Linked DNA regions of Homo sapiens: all the other regions are linked to region 3. Evidence: read pairs that join two places in POLR2A ChIA-PET (ENCODE). Cell type or tissue: PC-9. All regions are shown on one strand.

Region 1 (2,500 bases), 120 kb after region 3:
ATGTCTTCCCTCCCCTCCTCAGTTTCTGAGTGATGAGGAGGAGAAAGTCCCCCAGGTGGTTGATGACAGCCCACACAATCAGGTCCCCACCAACTCCTGCCCTCAGTCCCAGCCTGTTGCCCCACTCACATTGCCCCTTGCAGTTCCTGAATTCAGCAGGCACACTCTCACCTTAGGACCTTTGCACTTGTTGATCCATCTGCCTGGAATGCTGTTCCCTACCTTCTAATATACCATGTAATTTACATATTTAGGTATCTGGTAGGTATTTTTGTCTGTTTGTTCCTTGGTGTATCTTCCGTATTTGGAATGGTTCCTGGTATACATTCCATAAGCACTTGTTCAATGAATGAGTGAGTGAATGCATGGAACAATGAAGTTAAACCAAGCCCTCCTCCCATAAGCCTGACCAAGCCCAAGTTTTCTCTTCTTTGAGCCAACAGTTCCCCTGGATAAAATGGGGGTGGGGTGGAGCATGGAGAACATCAGGGCCAGGACATGTCGGAAGACTCACCTGAGGTCGCTCAGTGAGTACCCTTCACAGATTCCAGGTCGCTCAGTGAGTACCCTTCACAGATTCCAGGTCGCTCAGTGAGTACCCTTCACAGATTCCAGATTCTGGGGATGGGTGTAGAGGGATGGGATGGTGGTGGGTGGCTTATCTCAAAAAAGGGCAGAGCCTGTCATTTGTTCCAGGGGCCTCTCTTGTTCCCTGGCTCCCTGGGGACTCCCTGGAGCTCCTGGGGCAGTGGTACGGAGGGATCTTGATTCAGCAGGGCTGCCATTCACATCTGCCAGAGGGTGATGGAAACCCTGACCTGGCCAGGGCCCTTCCACAAGTGGTATCATGGAGAGTCACAAGACAGTACCCCAAGGTCAGGATCTGACCATCCCCTAGAGGAGAAACCCAGGCTGAGAGCCTGCAAAGAACTTGCCAAGACCACAGCAACACAATCGGATCCCATCCGACTCTCAATTTCAAGATTCTTTGCTCACCTCCACCAAGCACAGTGCATGGCGTGTGGCAGTGCAGCAGAATGGAGTGGCAACCTCACAATTCAAACCTAAGTGTGCATGGACCCCAAAGCCTTGCTTACTCCATCAGACCCTACTGGCAGGATTCCATGGGATCATGGTGCCAGCAACCAGCACCCAGCACCCACAAATGTTGCTGGAACACCAGCAGAGGAGGCTGCCTGGCTGGCAGGCTTCCTGCTCCCTAGGTTCTGATTTCACCTTTCACCAAGAGTCTGCCCCAGGGGAATTAGGATCCTCCCTCCTCGCTGGGATGGTAGGGGTGCTCACAGGTTTTAAAGGGCCCAGTCCTTCCTGGTGAGGTGAGGCTGTGTTCTGGAGAACCTAGGTCTGGACATGTCAGCCCTTTTGTTTGCCAAGCACTATCTCAATAGCTGCTTTCATGCAAGTGTGTGTCCAGATGCCATTCCAGAGCTAAATAGTAAACAGGAGCTGTTGACCAGAGAGGCAGGGTGGGTAGAGGGCTGGGGACTCTAAGCAGGGTCCTAGGGAATGCAGGCAGTGGAGCCAGCCAAGGACAAGGCTCACTGACAGGCCACCAGGGACACCCAGGTGGAAACAAGGGACGGGGAGGCCCATCAGGCCAGGCTGGTACACTAAGACCCAGAAGTCGCATTCAAGCTCAGCCCTGGTCTGGTAAGCCTCACGCTGGAAGCCTGCAGGCCTGAGGTCAGATGTGGGCCAGGTTTTAACATCTATTCCACATGTTTATTGAGTAGTGGGGCAGCAACTTCAAATCTCTATGTATCTCCCCCCGCCCCATCAGTCAGCCTCATTTGAGAGACTGGATCACTGAGGTCCAGGAAATGCACTTGCTCCCAGTCACGTAACTTGAAGGTGGCAAAAGTATGCATCCATTGGCTTGGTACATATTTACTGAGCACCTACTAGATGCCAGGCTCCATTCTATGTGTTGAGGATTCAGAGCAAGGAATGAGACAAAGCTTTCATTCTAGTCTTGACAGACAAGAAACAGAATGAATAAGTAAATGATGTAGTATGTTACCTTAGGTGAAGCGTGCTATGGAAAAATAAATAAAGCCAAGGAAGCGGGCTGGGAGCATCTGCAGGGGCTGTTTTTCTACACTGAGTGGTCAGAGCTCATACTTAAGAGCATTTGAGAACACACTTGACAGACAAAGGTAGTGAGGCATGCAGCTGTCTGGGGGCAAAGCTGTGCAGGCAGAAGGAAGAACAAGTGCAAAGACCCTGAGGCAGCAGCCAGGCTGGGATTTTTGAGGAATGGCCAAGAGGTTAGTGTGGCTTGAGGGGAGTGAGCAGAAAGAGATGTGGGCAGAGAGGACGGGGGGCCACACCTACAGGGGCTTGCACACACACCATTGTAGGGACTTTGGCTCTTAGACTGAACGAGATGAGGCATTTCTGCAGTGTTTTGAGCAGGGATGGGACACGCTTTCCCTTGGGTGGTCAGAGTTTCTCCCTGTGAAGAGGGCAGATGTGGGGC
Region 2 (2,500 bases), 190 kb before region 3:
GAAAAAAAAAGATCTTTTTTTTTTTTTTAAACAGTCTAACTCTGTTGCCCAGGCTGCAGTGCAATGGCATAATCTCGGCTCACTGCAACCTCTGCCTCCTGGGTTCAAGCGATTCTCCCGTCTCAGCCTCCCAAGCAGCTGGGATTACAGACGTCCACCACCATGCCAGGCTAATTTTTGTATTTTTAGTAGAGATGGGGTTTTACCATGTTGGCCAGGCTGGTCTTGAACTCCTGACCTCAGGTGATCTGCCCACCTCAGCCTCCCAAAGTGCTGAGATTACAGGCGTGAGCCACCACACTTGGCCGAAAAAAATAATCTTGATCCCGATTTGCATGGGCTATTTCCCTACTTTCTAAGGTGTAAGGGAGGCAGCTGGTAAAGGTTTCCAGTCAGATTTGAGCTCCATCACTAATACATGTCTTATTAACTGTATTTGACAATGTACTTAACCTGTCTGGGCCTCAGTTTTCACATCCCAGATGGACATAATAATAGTACCTACTCCAAAAGGTTGTTGTGAGGATTAAATTAAATACACTAGAGCCTGGTAATAAAAGGCATGTGACCATGGGGGAGGTTCACTAATCCTGGGGCTGCTGCAAGCTTCCCTCGAGTCCTGTGAGCGTCAACACAAAGCATTTGGCATGGAGCCTGGTTGTGGCACACTCTCAGTAGCTGTGCTGCTGCTCCGGTAATGCAGACGCCTCTGGTGGAGGGCTGTGCTGTGGTGCTGTCTGCTATGTGTCAGATGTGGTGTCCTCAGGAAAGCAGGGCTTTTGCCTGAGCCCCGCAGGCAGTGACAGGGTGGTTTTTGCCTTTGATTCAGACCACATTGTGCAACACATCATTGGACAACCCAACCCAGAGAAACAAGGATCAGCTGATCCGGGCAGCCGTGAAGTTTCTGGACACCGACACCATCTGGTAATGGACATTTAGATGGGCATTCCCCTTGGATTGAGGCTATTTTTCCTGATTTGCCCAGATGGTTATCAGTGGAAGAAGAAACCCTCTCCATTTATTGCAAGGACAAGGAAGGTGGCCCACTTGACTTTGGCACTTGGCTGCTCTGTAGCCCCTTAGGAGGAGGACTCCTCGGGCTACAATGGTGTCAGAACATGGCCACCCCTCTTCTCTAGCCCAGAAGCTGCTCCTTAGGCTGGGAGGGTGGTTATGCAGCTCTTGCAGGTGCCGTGACCACAGGCCCCTTAGGCCTAGGGGGGCCTGTGACCTTAAACTTCTGCCCACCGACACTTTCTCAGGTAAAGCATCCTTGGCACTATGGATGCTGATAACTAGGAGTGTCCTTCTCCAGTTCTGAATTCTCCTCTGTGTCTATGTTTCTTGGCTAATTGTTCAGTGATGCCAAAGGAAAGTTGAGAAACAATGGAAATGATTGAGCAGCACCGTGCCTGCTAGCCCAAGTGCTCTAGGATCCTGAGTCATCTCACGATGACACAGGAAGTCAGCACTGATGGCTGGAGGCGTGCTTTCGAAGGGGGTGACCCATAGCTAGTGGGAACGCCCACTCCATTTATATTAGGGTTCACTTGATTGCAGGGAGCAGAAACCCATTCAACCTAGCTCAGACAAAAAGGGGATTCTTGAAAACTATACAGGGATCCTGACAGGAAATGAAGGACAGTTGGGTCACCAGGAAAGGTAGCTGGAAGATCCAATGTCAGAGCTCCTCCCTGTGCCCTACTAGGGTGAGAGGAAGGTGAGGGAGGAAAGGCTGGTTGTCCATCTGCCCCTCCCAGCACCCCAGCTTTTCCTGCATAACTCATGACCTCTCTTCCCCACTTTGCTTACACAAGACAGTGGATTTCCATAGTGCCCACTTGGATTCCCATCCCATGAGGCCCTGCAGCTCAGCTCCTCTCAACTGGCTCATGTCTGTGTCTCTTGGTCAAACAAATGGCACAGCCTGACCTCTAGCTTGGTCCCATCAGGTCTGGCATCTGTGCCAGCAGCTGCATCTGTAGCCAGGAGGTGGGTGGACTTATGAGGTATAAACAGGCTATTTGGTCTGTGACCAGGGGCACAGTCTCTTGGAGGGGGTGAGGGTAGAGATGCAAAGACTGAGCATCTGGCACAGCATTCCCATTCAGCATCTGGGTCAAGCGGGTGTGGACCCAGGGTTGCAGTTAGTAGATTGGATCTGCTTTAGGATGGCAGTAACAGTGTGGCAAGCTTGGACCTGTCAAATATTTGGGGGCATTTAGGGTAGTGGTTCTCAAACTCAAGCTTACACTAGAATCCCCTAGAGGGCTTGTTAAAACAGATTGCTGGGCCCCCCTCCAGAGGTTCTGATTTCTGTAGGCATGCAACCTGAGAATGTGTATTTCTAACAAGTTCCCAGGCGATGCTGGTGCCAGGGCCACACTTTGAGAACCACTGCTTTAGGGGAAAAGACTTGTGGGGCTGGGATGGTGGTGGTGAAGTTTTTGCTGTTGTCCTTTGTGTTTTTCCTTTTCTATCACTGAATGAAGGAATT
Region 3 (2,500 bases):
CATTGTGGGAGCCTGTGGTTTTTCCAAGAAAAAGGTCTCCTTTGGGTCCTGGGGGCAGCGGGAGGGCAGAACCTGAGGCCTTGGACAGGTCTGCATGACCCACCCAGAAATGCCATCAGTTTATTTTACAGGAGTCCCTGTCAGAGCTTTTGGGGCAGACCTCAGAGGAGTCTGTCCAGGGCCTCCAAGCCCAGGCCCTCAACATTCCAGGACGCAAAATCTCTACTCTCAGCACTAGGGAGTAAGTAGGATGCTTCCGGAAATTGAGTGGACTCCATTGTCTGGTGCCATTTCCTGTCCACCCCATTCCTCCCTAGGGTTGCAGGCTTAACTGTAGGTGTTGGGTAAGTCACTGTCTCACTCTGTTCTTTACTCTCCTGATCGGTAAACTGGTGTAGTGGGTGGTAAACCCAATGCCCACAGGGGCCTTATTACATTGATTTCCTCACTCTCCCTGTTGCCGGCTAGACTCACCCCATTCAATATGCAATTGGCCTCTCCTCAAACAGCCAGTTACCCCCCAGGGAACAGGTATCAGTCTTCCTCAGCCTTTGTGAGCTACACCCCTCACTGTGCAGCAATCTTTGGGGTTCAAGTAGCTCTTTGGTAGAGGGTGTGTTCAGTGACTCATGATAAGCCTGCAGGTGCCCACATGGGTGTGAGCCTCCAGGGGCAAAGCTGGCCATGGAGGCTCAGAGAGGGCTGGAAAGAACTCGCCCAGCTCACCACAGAGCCCAAGCTGGAATGAGACCACGAGCGTCATCTAGGACCAGAATCACCCATGTCAACAGTCATCTGACCCCATTATATACAGATGGAGAAGTGGGGGAGGGGAGACTCAGGCTCTGAGCAGTCTCTTCCCACAGCCTGGCCCCTCTGCCATAACCTGGGCAGGTCCCAGCTTGGCTCCCACAGCAGTGAAGGATATGCAGGGCCAGGCAGGGGGGCAGGGGGGCAGGGGGGCTCTGGGAGTGGGGAGGGGTTTCAGTAGCCTAGGCAATGGCTAGAGTGGACAACCCAGTTTTCCTGCCCAGTGCCTGCCCTGCCATCCACGGCTGAGCTCCGGGCACCGAGGGCATGGCTGGACAGGACAAGCGTCCTGGAAGAGGCCCTGCCCGTGCTGGACGCCTGCCCGAAAAGGCTCGAAACCCACAGAAGCTGCCTCTCAGTCTCTAAGAGGCTTGGAGAGGAAGCGGGGAGATGCGAATTCCTATCTCCCAGTTGGCAACGCCGAGGTCGGGCAGGGGCCGGGCTGGGTGACCTGGAAGGAATCCTCCGCTCTGGGCGCGCCACGCAGTCCCGGGTGGGGCTGTCCCGTGTTAGCCCTTCCGGTGCCCGGGACGCGCACCTGGCGGCATTCCTGGCCAGGTGTCTGGACTGGGGGCTGAGCCCAGCCTGTCCCCGCCGCCCCTCCCTACCTCCCGGGTAGAGCGGGCGCGGCGCATGTGACCCAGGGCTGGGCTCCCGGGAGTTACGCGCTGACGCCGCGTCACCCCACTCCGGGCCGGGCGCCCATTGGCTGCGCCGGGCCCGCGGGGGCGGGGCTGGTCTGGCTCTGCGCCCCGGCTCCCCTGGGTCTCCAGCCGCTGCCCTGGCCCGCGCGCGTGCGGAGCCGCCCCGGCTCTCCGGCTACCTCCAGTCCAGACAAAACCAGGGGCAGCAGTGCTGTGAGGTCCTGAGCAAGTCGCTTCACCGTCCCGCTCCACGTGCCTCAATTTACTCATCTGTAAAATGGGATGGTAACAGCCTCAACCGCCTGAGGCTGTCGAGAGGAGTGAATGGGTTTAAACCGCACTGAACACTCTGTAAGCGCTCAGCAAGTAAACTGTGCCGAACCTGCCCGCCGGGGTCACCGTGGACCAGGCTGGATCCCTGACCCCTGATAGGCACACCATTACAGAGGGGCTTGTGTCCACGTTCCTTGGGCGTGCTCAACGCTCCCCAGCCAACCGGGGCCCGAGGGTCTTGTTTGGAGGTCTCAGGATCTTTGAGGAGAGAAACTGCCAAGACAAGCATGTTCCCCCTGAAAAATGGATCCCCTCTTCTGTTTTCCCCTACCCTCACGTTGAGGGTTGCCCTGGTAATCCCAGGCTGTGGGGCAAAGATTTGTTTCTTTGGTGGCAAAGATGTAAATTCTTCCCACCCCCACGTTGGACTGTGCCCCATGGGGGTTGGATTTTCTGGGGTGCAGGTCTTCTGTTGACCTTGTCTTACCTTCTTTCCCTTTCCCCTAACTCCTGCAGTTATGGAGTGAATATTTATTGAGCTATTCTATTTACATATGTGGTAACCCATTTAAAAACGGTGAGGCGGGTTGGGTGCAGTAGCTCACGTCTGTAATCCGAGCACTTTGGGAAGCCGAAGTGGGTAGATTACTGGAGGCTAGGAGTTCGAAACCAGTCTGACCAACATGACAAAACCCCATCTCTACTAAAAATACAAAAATTAGCCGGGCGTGGTAGTGCATGACTGTAATCCCATCTACTCGGGAGGCTGAGGG

Evidence for each region. Peaks named below come from ENCODE experiments on the same cell type or tissue, not always from the same donor. Only the 100,000 strongest peaks of a DNase experiment are listed, where the experiment ranks them.
Region 1: POLR2A ChIA-PET joins it to region 3 with 5 read pairs; 7 of 35 experiments call an interaction of 5 or more read pairs at or near these places.
Region 2: POLR2A ChIA-PET joins it to region 3 with 5 read pairs; 10 of 35 experiments call an interaction of 5 or more read pairs at or near these places.

Annotation. Positions count from the first base shown.
Region 1 is chr17:17,719,141-17,721,640 of GRCh38, reverse strand. All of the region lies in intron 1 of RAI1 (retinoic acid induced 1), which reads right to left. It overlaps LOC124903943 (a long non-coding RNA gene), which reads left to right. Exons shown (of 2, transcript XR_007065650.1): 1 at 1-519; 2 at 552-2,500. Among named protein-coding and RNA genes, the nearest start is that of RAI1, 39 kb to the right of the region's middle. In PC-9, no CTCF peak of the experiment used is centred here; DNase peaks (open chromatin) are centred at 320 and 1,281; H3K27ac peaks cover 1,316 bases.
Region 2 is chr17:18,024,746-18,027,245 of GRCh38, reverse strand. It overlaps ATPAF2 (ATP synthase mitochondrial F1 complex assembly factor 2), which reads left to right. Exons shown (of 8, transcript NM_145691.4): 4 at 830-927. Among named protein-coding and RNA genes, the nearest start is that of ATPAF2, 13 kb to the left of the region's middle. In PC-9, no CTCF peak of the experiment used is centred here; a DNase peak (open chromatin) is centred at 1,425; H3K27ac peaks cover 1,704 bases.
Region 3 is chr17:17,839,227-17,841,726 of GRCh38, reverse strand. No RefSeq gene overlaps it. Among named protein-coding and RNA genes, the nearest start is that of SREBF1, 3.5 kb to the right of the region's middle. RefSeq lists silencers at 861-930, 1,311-1,740 and an enhancer at 999-1,518. In PC-9, no CTCF peak of the experiment used is centred here; DNase peaks (open chromatin) are centred at 496, 606, 1,286 and 2,296; H3K4me3 peaks cover 2,411 bases; H3K27ac peaks cover 2,500 bases.